Regions from separate parts of the Homo sapiens genome. Here all the other regions are linked to region 2. Evidence: chromatin contacts called from ENCODE Hi-C or POLR2A ChIA-PET data. All regions are on one chromosome and are shown on one strand. The core of a region is the stretch at or near the end of the contact, and the rest is flanking DNA. Distances in the headings are between cores, read along the strand shown. Region 1 overlaps CTDSPL (CTD small phosphatase like). Region 2 holds the start of ACVR2B-AS1 (ACVR2B antisense RNA 1). Region 3 holds the start of RPSA (ribosomal protein SA). Region 4 overlaps ITGA9 (integrin subunit alpha 9).

Region 1 (3,665 bases), core at 1,019-3,518, 550 kb after region 2:
CGCCTGGCTGTCCTCCTTCTCTCTTTAGCGAGGGTTACACCTGCCACCCAGGTGTGTAGACAACTTTCTGATTCTTCTGCCACTCGTCTTCTTGCCCTTCTCAGAAAGAGAATCTGAAATGGAAACCCACTAAAACGTTCAACCAGACAAACATTTTTCTCCAACAAAAATCCCTGTTATTTGCCAAAGGTTCATGTTGGGGGTTCAGTGGAATTAGAAATAGCTACTCTATAGCTAATTCAGATAAAGAAGCCTTCATTATTCCCTCACCCCTCAGCCTTCTCTGTGTAAGCTCCACGGCTCTGCTTCCCTCAAGGCTCTGAGCTCCCACATCTTGCAGGCCCTGCTCTTAATTTTCTCCCAGTTTTCGCAGAGTAACAAAAGGGAAGTCACCACTCTGCAGCCTTGACTCAGTTCTGAAGTTCCAAAGGCAATGAAAATTGTTACTTAAAGGTGTGAGCTTCTCTAGTTTGTAAAACCTGAAGAGTACTATCCTCTTAACTTAGAGCTCGGTCACCTTGACAAACCACCACTCTGTGGAAAAGCTAATGCAGCAGCCACTGTAATCCCATCTGGGGCTTGCCCTCTGCTTTGATTTCCTGAGTACAGCAATAAACCAAGTCAATCTTTTATGAGAACTGTTTTGAAGGAAGCAAGGGCATTAAGTGACTTAAATGACCGCATGTGCACACTCTACGGTCTGCATTTCTTTTTGTTTGTTTTTTGTAAGGTCTACCTTTCTGTTAGCACCCCTGAAATACAGGACAACATCCTCCAGCAAATCCATTTACAGTCATAAACCAGGGGCAGACGCCTGCCTTCCCACAGCAGGGGAAGCAGAAGCCTCAACCTTGGAACCACTAGAGCTTGGGAAGGGCTGTAACCCAGGGTCTTACCTCCCCCAGACAGCAGGGACCACATTCACATGTGGTGAGCTCACACCTCTCTCCATCACCCCATGGCACCCACCCTGTAGAATGGAGTAATTCAGACTCTATGTGTTTCCCTGGGACAAAGAGGCATTTATTTCAGTGGGAAGCAAACTTTTTTCATGAGAATACAGCCCTGAATTTTAGAATCAAAGCAGATAAAAAGAAAAGCTTGATTTTATAATATTTTATAGCTAACTTTTAAGAAATATATTTAAATATACACTCCATGCAGATTATTCATAAATACTGTCTACTTCTAATGAACTGAGAAATTTTACCAAATTACCTTTACCATGAATTCAACTGGAGTTTAGCAAGTAAAATATTCAGACTGGTTTTTTTTGTTTTTTGTTTTTTTGTTGTTGTTGTTCTGAGATAGAGTTTTGTTCTTGTTGCCCAGGCTGGAGTGCAATGGCGCCATCTTGGCTCACTGCAACCTCTGCCTCCCAGGTTCAAGTAATTCTCCTGCCTTGGCCTCCTGAGTAGCTGGGATTACAGGTGCCCACTACCATGCCCGGCTGATTTTTTGTATTATTATTAGAGACGAGGTTTCACAATGTTGGCCAGGCTGGTTTCGAACTCCTAACCTCAGGTGACCCACCCGCCTTGGCTTCTCAAAGTGCTGGGATTACAGGTGTAAGCCACTGCGCCAGGCCAAAATATTCAGACTTTATACTAACTATTATGTGGTTACTATGTGGCCTAGAACACTGCTAATACTTTACTCACATTACCTCACTGAATCCTTACAACAACCCTCTGAGGGAGGTACTATTATTCTCCTCATTTTACAGATGAGAAAATTGAAGCATAGAAGTTAAGTCACTTGCCTAAAGTCATATCGCTAAAAATGATGGAGCTGGGATTTGAATTCAGGCAGTCTGGCCCCAGTGATCATGTCCTAATCATTCTTCCTAGAATGTGAGAACAGGAATGTGTGATACCATTCACTTTGTGGGAAATAAATGTTTAATGTTTAATCAACACACCTTTACATTAGCATTAGTTCATGGGCACCACAATCCTGAATTACAAGCAATAGTGACTCGCTGTCTCCTCATTCCCTCCCCAAATGTGGGACTTGGCCTTATGGCCCAGAGCTCAAGGTCACACAGCCTCGTGATCACAGAGTCCATGGTGGAAAGGGCCAGAATTTCTTCCAGCAAAAGGATTAGAAAACCGAGGTTACCCATCCAGGACTATTTCTTTCCCTCCTGCTGTTGACTAAAGGAACATCACCACACTGGGAAAAACAGGAAGTTGGTTACCAGATATGCCAGAACAACAGCTCCACTGTTCAGAGCTACTAACAAGAAGCACAGTCACTGCCATGTCCCTGGGCCTCCTGCCTGGAAGGAAATGACCAGCTCCAGGGCAGTGCGGGGCAGGCCACAGGCAGTCTGGGGTGAGCCCTGAAGCCCATTTCTCTGAAATAGCCACTTGGCCACCCTGAAAGACCTGCTCAGCCCTAGGATCTGGGAAGAGCACCCAGGTTTATTGGGCATCTGCTATGCCAGTGTTTGTTCATGATCCCAGTCCCACAAATGAAGTTGGGTATCATTTCCATGGCAGAAATGAATTCGGCAAGGCTTGGAGAGCTTCAGTGATTTGCTCAGCCAGGACACCACAGGGGCAGGGACTGGAACCTGGCTTTGTCTACCTTCAAAGCCTTCAATTTGATGCATTTTTCATCATGCCATGCTGTGAAATTTCTTTCTTGAATTTAGCCAAAAGGGTATCTTCATTTTTATTTAGCCCAACAAAATAAAGAGAAAGACCAATTAATTGGTATCGGTTTATTTAAAGAAAAACACTTTATGTAAAATTTCGAATTCTAAAAGGGAAAACAAAATAGTTGTAGTAATTACGACAAAGACTAAATATCGATATTGAGTAAAGGCTACATATATACGGAAAAGAATAACCCAAGACCACTCCAACAGCAATATGAACAGAAATACCAATCTCTAACAAACTTGGACAATTTTCAACCTCACTATTAATCAAAGAAATGCAAAAATAAAAACAATGTACACTGGCTCTTAAATTGGCAATTAAGAACTTATAGAACACAATGCCGGTCCAAGAACACACTGCTAGTGGAAGTGTAAATTGTTACTATCCTTCTGGAAAGCAATTTAGTAATTTGCACCAAGAGTCATAGATGTGTTTGTACACTCCTTTACCCAGTAATTCAATTTCCTGTCTATCGTCAGGGATTAATTTAAAATATGAAGAAGCTATACATGCAGCATAGATACCTTCCTCTCTGCACTGCTTATAAGTGGCATAAGCAGAAAGCAGCCTAAATGTCATACAAAGAGGGAATGGCTAATAAATGTTGGTACATTTAGTCAATAAAATATTACCCAGCCATTAAAAATAATGATGACAGAGTCTACGTAGCAAAATGAAAAAATACAGTTAACTGCAACATTAGGAAAGAATAATTGAGATAAAGATATTAAAATGTTATAGAGGGTATATCAATCAAAATACTGTATGCAGTCTCTTCTTACAGGCTTAACATGCATTTGCCATACCTTCCACTTTCTATTAGGAGATTTTTTAAAAACAGAAACACATTTGGAATACTCTTGCCTGCTGTGATGGACATTCGCCCACTTGGCGGGGGCTACCAGGTGGTGAGTTTCCAAAAGTGAGCCTGAAGGGCGGCTCACAGCATCCCTTCTTTCATGTGGTTTCTAGGCAGCGTTTGTGCTGTGTTTCTGT
Region 2 (3,709 bases), core at 438-2,937:
TGTTTCTTCTTCCTTTTATTAACACGACTACTAGAAAACGTTGTTTTATATCTATCCATAGTTCATACACTATTTCTGTCACACAGCACTCTTCTAGATGTTCCTTCTAGCAGGCATTGTGTGCTGCACAGTATGGGGGTTATTCCAAACAGCAAGCCAGGAGCTTGAAATTAAAGGGCATCCCTGAAGCCAAAGCAACAGGACGGTCAGGTCTGCTCCAAACTGGGCCTGGGGCAGCTCTTTTCACAGTTCTCCACAGGTCAGGGACTGGTTGATGTGACTACAAGAAATACCCAGTGACCCCCACCTTCCTCCCAGGGCAGGAATACAGGTCCTTATAGTGTGACTCTGACTGCCCCCTGGCAGGGTACACTGCTCAGCACTGCCCAAGCTAGGTGACTGAAGCAGAGGAAAAAGAAAGGACATACAGTCCTTCCAGGGGTCTGATGCCGCCCTGCCCTGCCTAAGGAGGGAGGTGTGAGACTGGTGTGATCCCCAGATCCCAGGTCTCAAGCTGTCCTGTCTTGGGAGGAAGCTCTCCTAAAGGCCTGGGCTTGGAAGAGCCCCAGCACTTCCAGGGATCAGGCACCCAGCGGGTCTGGAGGCAGTCAGGTGGGCTGCGGTCTGCCTATCAAGTCAGCTTGCTGCCGCCCTCCCTCTAGCAGACCAATGCCTCCCCTTTCACTTTCGAGCACTCCTTCTTGGGGAAAAGGCATCCCAAGGGAGCGGGGCAAAAAAGAGCAGAAAGTCCAACACGACCACCACTTCGCCTCCAAGAAGCGGCTCCAGGAGAGCTGCAACGCCCTCTTCCATACGGTACTCAGGTGCCAGCTGGTCTTTGCCCTTCGGTTTCCGGACTCAGGCTGCGCGCGCGCGCGCTACTACCCTACAGAACTCACTCGCTTTCGGTGTAAACTAAGCCTCACGACGACGCACAGGAGAAGGTAGAACCAGGGTGGGAATGGGACGCAGATCCCAAATCCCCACCCCCGCAGCAGCGTGGGGACTCCGGCCCCGCCCCTGCACGCCCGGCCCCGCCCCTCGAGGGTTTCCCAGACTCCAGGCGGCTGCCACCGAGGGCGGCGGGGGACCCGCGCTGCATGTGTAATGGGGGCTGGGAACAAAGACGCGCAGGACCCGGCGGCCGGGTACCAGCCGCCCCGACCTTCTCGCCAGAGCTTCAATGCCCAGCTCCCCACGTTTCCCAGGACTGGCCAGGGGACGTCCCGGCGCGCCCGCCGGGGTTAGGCGCACCCCGGCACCACTGAGAGAGGGAAATCGGTGCTTGGACCGTAGGAGAAACAAGCTTTCCAGGCGGAACTCCGCTTGTTTACGCCCGCGCCCACATACCCCCAAACACACATGCGCTGGCCGAACACCTCCAGCCACACGCCCGCAGCCGCGGGCGAGCTGAGCGCTGGTCACCCACCCCGCCACGTGCCTCCTGGAGGCCCGAAGGAAGAGGGACCTGTTGGGTTTTCCATCTTACCCACCCCCTCCCCTCCCAAGTGCCCAAACAAAGCGGTCCCGCGAAGCGACCACACTCCGCATCCCGGGGCCAACGGCAGGGAAAGAGGGAGCAGGTGGGAGCCAGCACCAACAGCCCGCCGGGCCGGTAACGCGACGCAGACTGGTGGCAAGAGATGCAGGGGACTTTGGGCTGCGTGAAGCCGCCCCCTTCGCTTCGCTACACTTAGTGACTCTGAGGGACATGCAACCCTCCCCGCATGCTGCTGCTGCTGCTGCACCTACAATCCTGCCACCCCCAATGAGATCTGCCCACCCCTCTTGGCCGCCTTCCCCACGCTCAGGTTTTCCTCACTCTTTCCCTGGGTTCCACGCGCCCGCGTAGCCCGAACTCCGACCCTGAGGCTCCGCGTCCCGGCCCCCATCGCAGGGGCGCCTCTAGGAACCAGAATCCCGCAGATGACTGCACAGACAAGATCGTGCCCCCAAGTTCGGCGAGCCGGGCGCCCACCGCGCCCCCAGCCCACGCCCCCGGAGGTGAGGGCTGAATACAGGTGGTGCGGCGACGAGGCCCCGGGCCCGCCCTTTGTTGGTAAACACCGCGCGGCGCCAGAGGCCAGCCCCGCGCGCCCTCTCGGCGTCCCCGCGCCGCGCCCAGTTCTTACCGGCGCACAGCGATCCCCAGAGGAGGGCGAGGGCCACCCAGGGCGCCGTCATGTTCCGCGGCGCCGCCCCGCGCACACCCGGAGCCCGCGGGCAGGGCCGCACGGCGCTCCCGGGGCGCGCAGGGCCAGGCGGCGGCTGCGCTCTCCTTCCCGCTCCTTCCTTCGGTCTCGTTCCCTGCGCGCTTCCTGCGCCTTCGTCCCCGAGCAGCGTTCGGGCTCCAAGGGCCGGTCGGCGGGGCCGGGCTCAGGGCCGCTGCGGGCGGCGCAGGCTGCGGCCCGGGCTCCGGGGCGACGCGGGGGCCGGGGGGCGGCGGCGGGGCACGGGCCGGGGCGCGCCCGACTCAGGCATAGCGCGGCGGGGCTGGGCCCGGGCCCCGGGCGCAGGGGCCGAGTCCGGAGGGGCCATGAACGGGGGGAGGGGTGGGGGGGAGGGGAGCTGAACCGAGTCCAAAATGGCTCCTGAGCGGCGGCCACGGAGCCGAGCCAGCGGGGAAACCCGGATGTTGGATACAAAGAGGCGGGCGGGCTGGGCGGGGAGGGGGAGGGGAGGCGGGCCCTCCGGCCGCGTGGTCCGCGCCCCCCTGAGGGGCGGGGCCCCAGAGAAACAACAACACGGAGGCCCCGCCCCCATCCCGCGCCCTGTGGGAGGACGCGCGTGCACCAACTTGCTGGAGGACAGGGCGGGGCGCGCGGACGGAGGTGGCGGGAATGGGCTCCTGACCACTTTGCCCGGGAGCCTGTGGCCACTGCACTCGCAATTAGTGCCCCGCACGCTCGAGCCCAAGCTCCTGACACATGCTGCCCTACAACCCCGGAATGAGTGGATAGTCCCGGGACTCTGGCCCAGACGCCTCTGTGCCTTGGATTCCCCACCTGTGCAATGGGGGTGACAGTGAACCGTGGGAAAGTCGGATCTCTACTGATGGGCGAATTAAGTGGCAGAAAGAGGCTGACTTCCCTGAATTGACAAGCAGTCTCCCGTCTGCAATCCCTTGCCACACACTCAAAGGCACAGCTAGGGCGGGGAGTGGTCATTTAAACCCAACCAAGTGAGGGAGCGGGCAGAGTCCCGCCCCTCTAAGCCCAGCAGGTGGAAAAGGGCCTCTGGCAACCTGCTGGCCCTCCCTAATCCTATCTTGTCTTCTGCAGTTCCTGCGCCACCCACAGCGGCCCTGAGCTTCAATCTGCACTTTCAAAACTTCCCAGTTGCCTCCAGAGCCCTGCAGTTGAAGATCTTGTCTAGCACATGGTTTTGCTGTTTTCCTCACCCCGAACTCCCTCCTTGGAGGGCCATCGTTCTCTGTCTCAGATTCCACCCTCCTTATCACACAACTAGAGCTTCGGAGGAACGTGATGGGGCTCCCAACTAAGGAGGGAAAGACCATCATAGCTCAGGGATGAGGCTCCGAGATCCTCAGATAACATTAATTGTCCTCTGTCTTCTCTTGACTTGGCACATCCTTGCTTGGAGCAGGGCAGGAGCAGCTGAAAGGGAGGTGGCACCTGGAGGTCTCAGTCATTTCACTTCTCTGAGCCTCAGTTTTCCCATATGCAAAGTGAAGAGGTACACTCCCTCA
Region 3 (3,699 bases), core at 1,155-3,654, 950 kb before region 2:
GTGGAGTTTGAGTTTTCTATTTTCTTTTTTTTTTTTTTTGAGACAGAGTCTCGGCTCTGTCACCCAGGCTGGAGTACAGTGGCGCATCTCAGCTCACTGCAAGCTCCGCCCACCGGGTTCACGCCATTCTCCACTTTGGCCTCCTGAGTAGCTGGGACTACAGGCACCCGCCCCCACGCCCAACTAATTTTTTGTATTTTTAGTAGAGATGGGGCTTCACCGTGGTGTGGATCTCCTGACCTCGTAATACGCCGGACTCCACCTCCCAAAGTGCTGGGATTACAGGCGTAGCCACCGCGCCCGGCCTGAGTTATTTCTGTTTTCTTATGTCTTTCTATGTCTCACAATGTCTGTAAGCTTTATTTCTATAATATAAAAACTAACCACTGTTCCACAAACCTGGCCAGTATTCCTGGAGGATATAACACTGACATCAGCAGGGTTTTCAATGGCAACAATTGCACGAGCTGCCAGCAGAAGCTTCTCCCAGGTCCTCTTGAGATTTATGATATAGATGCCTAAGTGAGGGCAGAAGGATTTGTAACACTTGACCTGGCTGTGCAAACATTCTTCTCAAGTTTACTCTATGTGGCAGCGAGTACTACCAAACTCCAGTCATAGAGGCAAGCTCTACTGGTGTTAGCGAAAATCCTGCCATTGATATAGCACACTTCCGACACTCAGAAGTTCATGAGCCAAGACTGGCCTCCACCCTGAGCTTTAATAGTGTGCAGCCTAGATTCAGTTGGCTAAATCCATCTTTCCTTTCTCTTTCCCTGTACTTATTCCATCATTGGTTCTTAATAATCCACTTCCTGGCTTTCTGCCACTCTTTCCCTTTTATAATCTGCACTGATGCAAGATTCATCCTAAAACTCCTTTACAGCATGTCACTCCCAAGTCCTTGGTAGCTTTATCTCTAAAATAAGTAAGTGCCTTAGCCAACTTAATGCCTTCCATCCTCTGGTTCTTCCAAACCATATTGTTCATTCCCACCTCTTACCCCACTTTCCACTCAAAATTCAGTTCAATAGCCTGTGTAAGTACCTATGAAGTTGAAGGCACTATGCGAGCTATTAGAAACTCAGCCAATGAACTTTCTCATGTTCATGACCCAACCCAAGTCCCGTAACTCAGACAACTGACATATTCCTCCCCTGGAGCAGAAATCTTTTCTCTCAATAACAAGAACATTTATTTAAAGTATGTTTTCAACGTAGGGGTCTGGCTTCATTTAAGGAAGATAGAAAGAAATTACCCAGAACTAACCACGAGAATAGCAAGCTCAAAATTTGTACTTACAGCTGGAGTAACAAAAAATTAAAGCAATGACTAACCATCACTTTTCCTTTTATAGATGTACTGTTCCATCTGGAAGTCAAGATTGGTGCCACCTAAGTGGGTTCCTGCTGCAAGGAACTTAAGGACATCCTCCTCCTTCATTTGCAGGACATCAAGGGCTCCGGACATTGTGAAAATTTCCCTTTAAGTTACGACGGGAATCTGAAATAAGAGAGCAACCTATTTCTTTTCATTCCATTGAGTTAAGTAGGGCACACCCTTAAAAGCAACCAAAAACTCCATCTGCTATAGTGTCAGGCATTGAGCTTACAGTGTAGTGAAGGGTAAACAGAAAGTTAACCCATACATGTCGTGTATTACGGAACAGCGCACATCTTACTGAGGAAATAGTGTGGACGGCAGAGTAACCGAGTAATAAAACTACACGAAATTAGCGAATGGAAATTCAACACTTCTCAAGATAGGAATTAAGGAAAAGTTGTGGATGCGCCAAGTTAACAACTAGATACAAAAGAGCAGCCATGTTTGGAATATGCAAACTAAAGGCAAAAAAGGCATGAATTGTTTTCAGACATTTTCAAGCAGATTGTAGGCGGATGCTTTGGAATTACTTCGCTGTGCTGTCACCACTTGTTTGTCTAAAAACCCGAGAACCTTAACTCCTGACCCGCACGGCGCGAAGGGAAAACCCGACCAGCCCAAGTAGCTGGTGTAAATCAGCGCCTGGGCCTAGACTCACCGCCGTGTGGGACTCCGAAGGGATAGCAACACAGGATGTTAGCCCGCTTTCTGCACTCCCGCCCACCCGCGGCCTGGTCCGAACCCCAGCTCGGAGCCTCCGCTGGAGGGCGGCCTCCACCCGCTCCCGGGGCACTCTGGGAACCCGCCAGCCCGAGCCTGGCCACGTGCGGGCCGCAGGCCTAAGGTGGGGCGCGCCGGGCGGGAGACAGATCCAGTCTGACCGGCTTTCATCACTAGTCTTCTCACCCTTCATTTGAGCAGGAAAAGCTCATTTTTCTAGCCCTGGAAGGCGCCAGGGACGCTACACGGAACTCACCCAGAACAACGCCGTATGGACCCCTCTGCAGGTAGCACGGAAAAGACAGGCGGCAGGAAATGACGTCCTTATGTACTCCGTTGTCAGCCAATGGCAAAGAAAGTCGAGCGGAAGAAGGGCGGAGCCGGAGAAGAACGCTGCCGGGACTGGGCTTTTTCTTCAGGAAGGCGGGCTTGCGCCGCAGGAGCGGGCCTCTGGGCTGTAGCCGGTAGCGGCATCCTGGTCGGATCTGGGGCGCTTGTGACTTTGGGGTTTCTAGTGCCACAGCGACGCCCTGTGCATAATTCCTGTCCAGAGCGCGGAACTCAAGTTAGTCAGCCAGGCGGGGCGTTCTTACCCAGCCCTTGTACCTGCGAATATGAGCGGCTTTCTAGCCTAAGCTGCCATTTTGTTACCTGAAAAGTAGGAAGGTTTGTTCGACACAACAAATTGTTAGGTAAACAAAAACTTGAAGATTTATTTTATTTTATTTTCCTGGAGAACAGTTTAACAGGACGTAATTCAGATTTAAATGTTCACTTAAGGGAAGTTTTCTCTGAAAAAGTTAAAAAAGATAAGATTGAACTGATCGTATGCGTTATGTCTATCTCATGTATCTATCCATCTATCACCTGGGGGAAGTTTCCCTGAAAAAGTTAAAAAGGACAAGATTGAACAGATGGTATGGATTATATCTATCTTTTTTTTTTTTTTTTTTTTGGTAGAAGAAAAATTTTGCAATATCCATCAGTAGGAGATAAGTTTGCCGGGCGCGGTGGCTTGTGCCTGTAATCCCAGCACTTTGGGAGGCCGAGGTGGGTGGATTGCCTGAGCTCAGAAGTTCAAGACTAGCCTGGGAAACATGGGGAGACCCCCATCTCCACAAAAAATACAAAAATTAACCAATCATGATGGTGCGTCCCTGTAGTCTCAGCTACTCAGGAGGCTGAGGCAGGAGGATAGCTTGAGCCTAGAGGTCAAGTCTGCAGTGAATGTGATTGCACCGCTGCACTCCAGCCTGGGCAATAGAGCGAAATTCTGTCTCCAAAAAACAAACAAAAAAATAGGAGTTAATTGAAGGGGCGCGGTGGCTGTAATCCCAGCACTTTCGGAGGCTGACGCGGGCGGATCCCTTGAGGCCAGGAGTTCAAGAGACCAGCCTGGCCAACATGGCGAAACCCGGTATCTACTAAAAATTCAAAAATTAGCCAGGCATGCCTGTAATCCCAGCTACTGGGGAGGCTGAGGCGGGAGAATTGCTTGAACCCAGGAGGCAGAGGTTGTAGTGAGTGGAGATTGCGCCACTTGCACTCCAGCCTGGGCGACAGAGTAAGACTCCGTCAAAAAAAAAAAAAGTGCAG
Region 4 (3,637 bases), core at 642-3,141, 920 kb after region 2:
TAGTAAATTAATAGTTAGCGTCCCAATAATAAAAGCAAGTTTGTTGTTAATAAAACGCATCTGGTTGAAGCCATAAATGAACCACCAGATGCTGGGTAATTATTTAAAATTTTACCAATTAAGTACCAATTTCCATTTTATTAGGGAGATAAGAATACATTTAAGAGGATTTCCTATAGCAGATGCCATGATTCAAGAAATAGATGCATACTCAGGGATTCCCTCAAGCATTTGCTGCCATTATGAGCATGAACTGCAATGTTGTAGCCCCATGCAGTTGGTCAAACCTCCTGCATCATTTACCTCCACCAATTCATTGGGTAATTTCCTAAAAGAACTTGATAAGTGGAGTCCCAGCTGGTAATAGCAAAGTGCTTCAGGGCAGAAGAAATCAACCTGCCCAGTCTTATGACCAAATGAAACTCAATAAATAGCCATACTCTCCTCCCTGCCATGGACCATCTCCCAGTGCTTGATGAATGGACAGCACCTGTGGGCTCCCCAAGGACATCCCACAAAAACAAAGAGTAAATCACACCATTCTGCTCCCACTGCAGACATCTGCTCAGGCAGCATTCACCTAAGCTACCGCTCAACCTTCTCCCCTCCAGGCCTCACAAAGAGACCCTTTTACCTCTAAGGAGCCCTGGCCTTCACACCACTGGGGTGACATAACAAGATTAAGGGGCATTAGTAGCTTGAGAACAATGATGCCCCTGTGTACAATGATCCCTCAAAGAGAGCCCAGGGTGATAGGGCGGATGGGAATGATGACCCACACCAACTCCAATGGAAGAAAGCGTTAAGGAAAATCTGGGTGAACAAAGGAAGTGAAGAGACACGAGGCACAGATAGGGTGAGGGGACTCCACTGCTGCCACCATGCTGGGAGATGGGGTCAACAGAGAGTAGTGATAACAGAGGCAGTGGAACTGCGGGACTTCCAGAGCAAATCTGGCCACAGGACAAACGGAAGTCAGACAATAGCAGTGCCTGAAAGAAGGCCAACACCTTAGTCTTTCCATTTTCTTCTGGGTTCATCCTTATAGGATACTAGAAATAAATCGGAAAGTGGATCTCTTACCCCTGGCCAGTGTGATTGTGCAGATGCCAATGGACACCCTATAAAACCCCGTCGACCTTTCAACAGCCAGCTCAAATGTTCCCACCCTGAGGAAGCCTTCTCTAGTACCCCTGACAGGCATCCTCCCTCTCTGTGCTTCCAGCTCTGTACACACACCTCTGGCCCCCACTTACTAAGGTGAACAGTCATTGTCTATTTCCAAACCTGCCCCACCATCCTGCAGCACCCTGCAAGGGCTGGGATCCGGTGAATTCATCCTCTCGTTCCCATAATAAATGTGCAAACACCCTTGTTAAATAAGTACAAATTTTACTCCAGCCTAGGAGACTGAAAACCACGAGTGTCCAAAGCCTCACAGATGGACAGAAGTACCATGAAGAGCTGGTCTCCACCTTGCCTGGTCCCTGACGCGCCTGGTCATGGTACAGAAGAAAAGCCTAGCCCGCCCCATCATCCCCAGGGGCCACCTCGTCAGGGAGGAGGCCGAATCCTCCTCTCACAAAAGAGCTCTGCAGAAGACAGTGCGGCAGGCAGGAAACAGACGTGGGCAGCCCAGACACAGTGACCTCAGTGGAAGTTGGAAAAACAGTATCCTTTGAAATGGACCACAGGGACCTTCACAGGTACATCTCCTTCCCACAGCTGTCGGATCAGTTCCCTTCAACCTTTTTGTTTCAACTCCAAGTATTGTTTTTGGATGAAGAAAAGCCCAGAAATCTTTCAGAGGCCTCTCTGATCGCTTCCTGTGACCTTCAATGGGAGAGCACCGTGTGCCTATCACCCTGACACAGGACCTGCCCCGGAGCTAATCTGAGGGAAGCAAACTTCCTGAGGGCAGAGCGGGCCAGCCACACTCCTGGGGGCAGGGGAGACTGTGTCTCACAGTCCTGCCTACAAATGTGCCAGCCTCTGAGATAAAAGCAAAGGAGCACCCAAGGACAGCACCACAAGCGCTTTCAGTGCTTTTTTTTTCTTAAGAAGCTGGTAGCGGCCGGGCGCGGTGGCTCACGCCTGTAATCCCAGCACTTTGGGAGGCTGAGGCGGGTGGATCACAAGGTCAGGAGATCGAGACCATACTGGCTAACACGGTGAAACCCTGTCTCTACTAAAAATACAAAAAATTAGCTGGGTGTGGTGGCGGGCACCTGTAGTCCCAGCTACTTGGGAGGCTGAGGCAGAAGAATGACGTGAACCCGGGAGGCAGAGCTTGCAGTGAGCCAAGATCGCGCCACTGCACTCCAGCCTTGGTGACAGCGGGAGACTCCGTCTCAAAAAAAAAAAAAAAAAAAAAAAAAAAAAAAAAAAAAAAAAAAAAAAAAAAACCTGGTAGCTGGAACACTTCTCCCTGAGGGCTGACAGTTCAAATCCTGTCACTTCACTTCAAGGTAAATAATACAACCAGTTGGGATGCCCTTTGACATGTTGCTCAAGGTGCCTTGGCCTTCTGCAAGGCAAGGACAGATAAAGAGCCTTCACCCCTGGTGCCACTGGTGCCATTGTTAGGTTACTAAGCCAGCCCTGGGGCCACCTATCTCCAGGGAGCTAATTTGAGGTCATATAGTTGAAAGCCTCAGCCAGGTTTTCTCTTAGCTGCAGCCCATAGCATTCCTAACCCACATACCTCTGGCCTCCTGCCCTTAGGAGGGTTAGGAACGATGGGCAATATATATCTATGTGTGCTTGCACATGCGTGGTCTCCTAGCCCTCCCTGCTTTTCTAGTCCCACCCAAAACCTAAAGTAACTCAAAATCTAACATCAGTTAGGCCAGGCTGAGCCAAGCCCCTACTTAACATAGCCAGCTGATGCCTCCAGGCCTTCACTGCTGCTCAGCTGAATCCTGGGACTTTATCAACGGCTGCCCCTGCAGACATCCAGCCTGCTGGCCCCTCAGACATGCTCAGCAACCCCTTTGCCTGCCCCACCTTGCTTCCTCTCTTAGGGGCTCCAGCCTGTCTTTGAAGCCTTCCCTGCTCTCCCTGATTCCCTTGTCCTCCTGGAATAGACCAGGGTGGTCACCCTCTGCTTCATCCTCATCCACATCCCAAACTGAACCTCGCCCTGACCTTATTCCTATCTTGGGGCCTGGCTCAGAAGATGAGAGCCCCTCGCCCCCAGCCCATGTACCGGAACTGAACCTTGCTCTGACCTTATTCCTATCTTGGGGCCTGGCTCAGAAGATGAGGGCCCCTCGCCCCCAGCCCATGTACCAGATTCCATCACTCTCACCAACCTCATCCCCCCATCCCTCATCTCTGGAGCAGCCTCCCATCCTCCCTCTTGTCTCTTCAACCTCTCCAGGACCCTTGGGTGTAGGCACAGGGTTAGGGCATCAGGGTTCACATAGATGAGGGTGAAGCTGAGGGTGACCACCTCTGATCTCTTCCAAGAGGGTAAGGGACTTGGGAGACCAGAAAATGGCTCAAAGACGTTCTTGGCCTAATCACTGATCTAGAGCTTCCCGTCCTTAAAACACCTCCCTGAACTACCTGCTGGTCCCATTTGCTCCTTTGCAGCCAAGCTTCTGGAGAAGCAGTCAAGAGTCACTGTCCTTCT

The links. Hi-C counts contacts between places; a loop is a spot of excess contacts on that map. ChIA-PET counts read pairs that join two places held with the same protein, here RNA polymerase II (POLR2A). Pooled maps may share reads with other maps.
Region 1: a pooled map shows a loop between it and region 2 (4-fold over the local background). The contact joins the enhancer-like site here to the promoter of ACVR2B-AS1 in region 2. A Hi-C loop is called at or near these places in 2 of 50 pooled maps. POLR2A ChIA-PET finds 5 or more read pairs at or near these places in 2 of 52 experiments (activated T-cell and naive thymus-derived CD4-positive, alpha-beta T cell).
Region 3: a pooled map shows a loop between it and region 2 (6-fold over the local background). The contact joins the promoter of RPSA here to the promoter of ACVR2B-AS1 in region 2. A Hi-C loop is called at or near these places in 8 of 50 pooled maps.
Region 4: a loop to region 2 is called in a pooled map of psoas muscle, with 6 times the contacts of the local background. The contact joins the enhancer-like site here to the promoter of ACVR2B-AS1 in region 2. A Hi-C loop is called at or near these places in 2 of 50 pooled maps.

What each region holds. Positions count from the first base shown.
Region 1 is chr3:37,908,121-37,911,785 of GRCh38, reverse strand. The region is part of intron 1 of CTDSPL (CTD small phosphatase like); the gene reads right to left. Among named protein-coding and RNA genes, the nearest start is that of CTDSPL, 48 kb to the right of the region's middle. Within about 2 kb of position 2,268, at least 5 of the 41 ENCODE cell types and tissues checked have a DNase peak (open chromatin) inside an H3K27ac peak, as active enhancers do.
Region 2 is chr3:38,452,798-38,456,506 of GRCh38, reverse strand. ACVR2B-AS1 (ACVR2B antisense RNA 1) reads left to right here and starts at 1,687. Exons shown (of 2, transcript NR_028389.1): 1 at 1,687-2,004; 2 at 3,282-3,709. ACVR2B (activin A receptor type 2B) reads right to left here and starts at 2,617. Exons shown (of 11, transcript NM_001106.4): 1 at 2,133-2,617. The coding sequence starts at 2,184. It also overlaps a transcript of XYLB not described here. RefSeq lists silencers at 948-1,127, 1,938-2,217, 2,638-2,757, 2,768-2,817 and enhancers at 763-1,347, 1,348-1,931, 2,536-3,035.
Region 3 is chr3:39,405,425-39,409,123 of GRCh38, reverse strand. It overlaps RPSA (ribosomal protein SA), which reads right to left and starts at 2,404. Exons shown (of 7, transcript NM_002295.6): 1 at 2,360-2,404; 2 at 1,338-1,503; 3 at 400-518. The coding sequence starts at 1,470. SNORA6 (small nucleolar RNA, H/ACA box 6) reads right to left here and starts at 733; the gene lies at 585-733. RefSeq lists enhancers at 1-306, 2,371-2,510, 1,892-2,683 and silencers at 576-625, 2,021-2,200.
Region 4 is chr3:37,529,486-37,533,122 of GRCh38, reverse strand. All of the region lies in intron 13 of ITGA9 (integrin subunit alpha 9), which reads right to left. Among named protein-coding and RNA genes, the nearest start is that of ITGA9, 79 kb to the right of the region's middle. Within about 2 kb of position 1,891, at least 2 of the 41 ENCODE cell types and tissues checked have a DNase peak (open chromatin) inside an H3K27ac peak, as active enhancers do.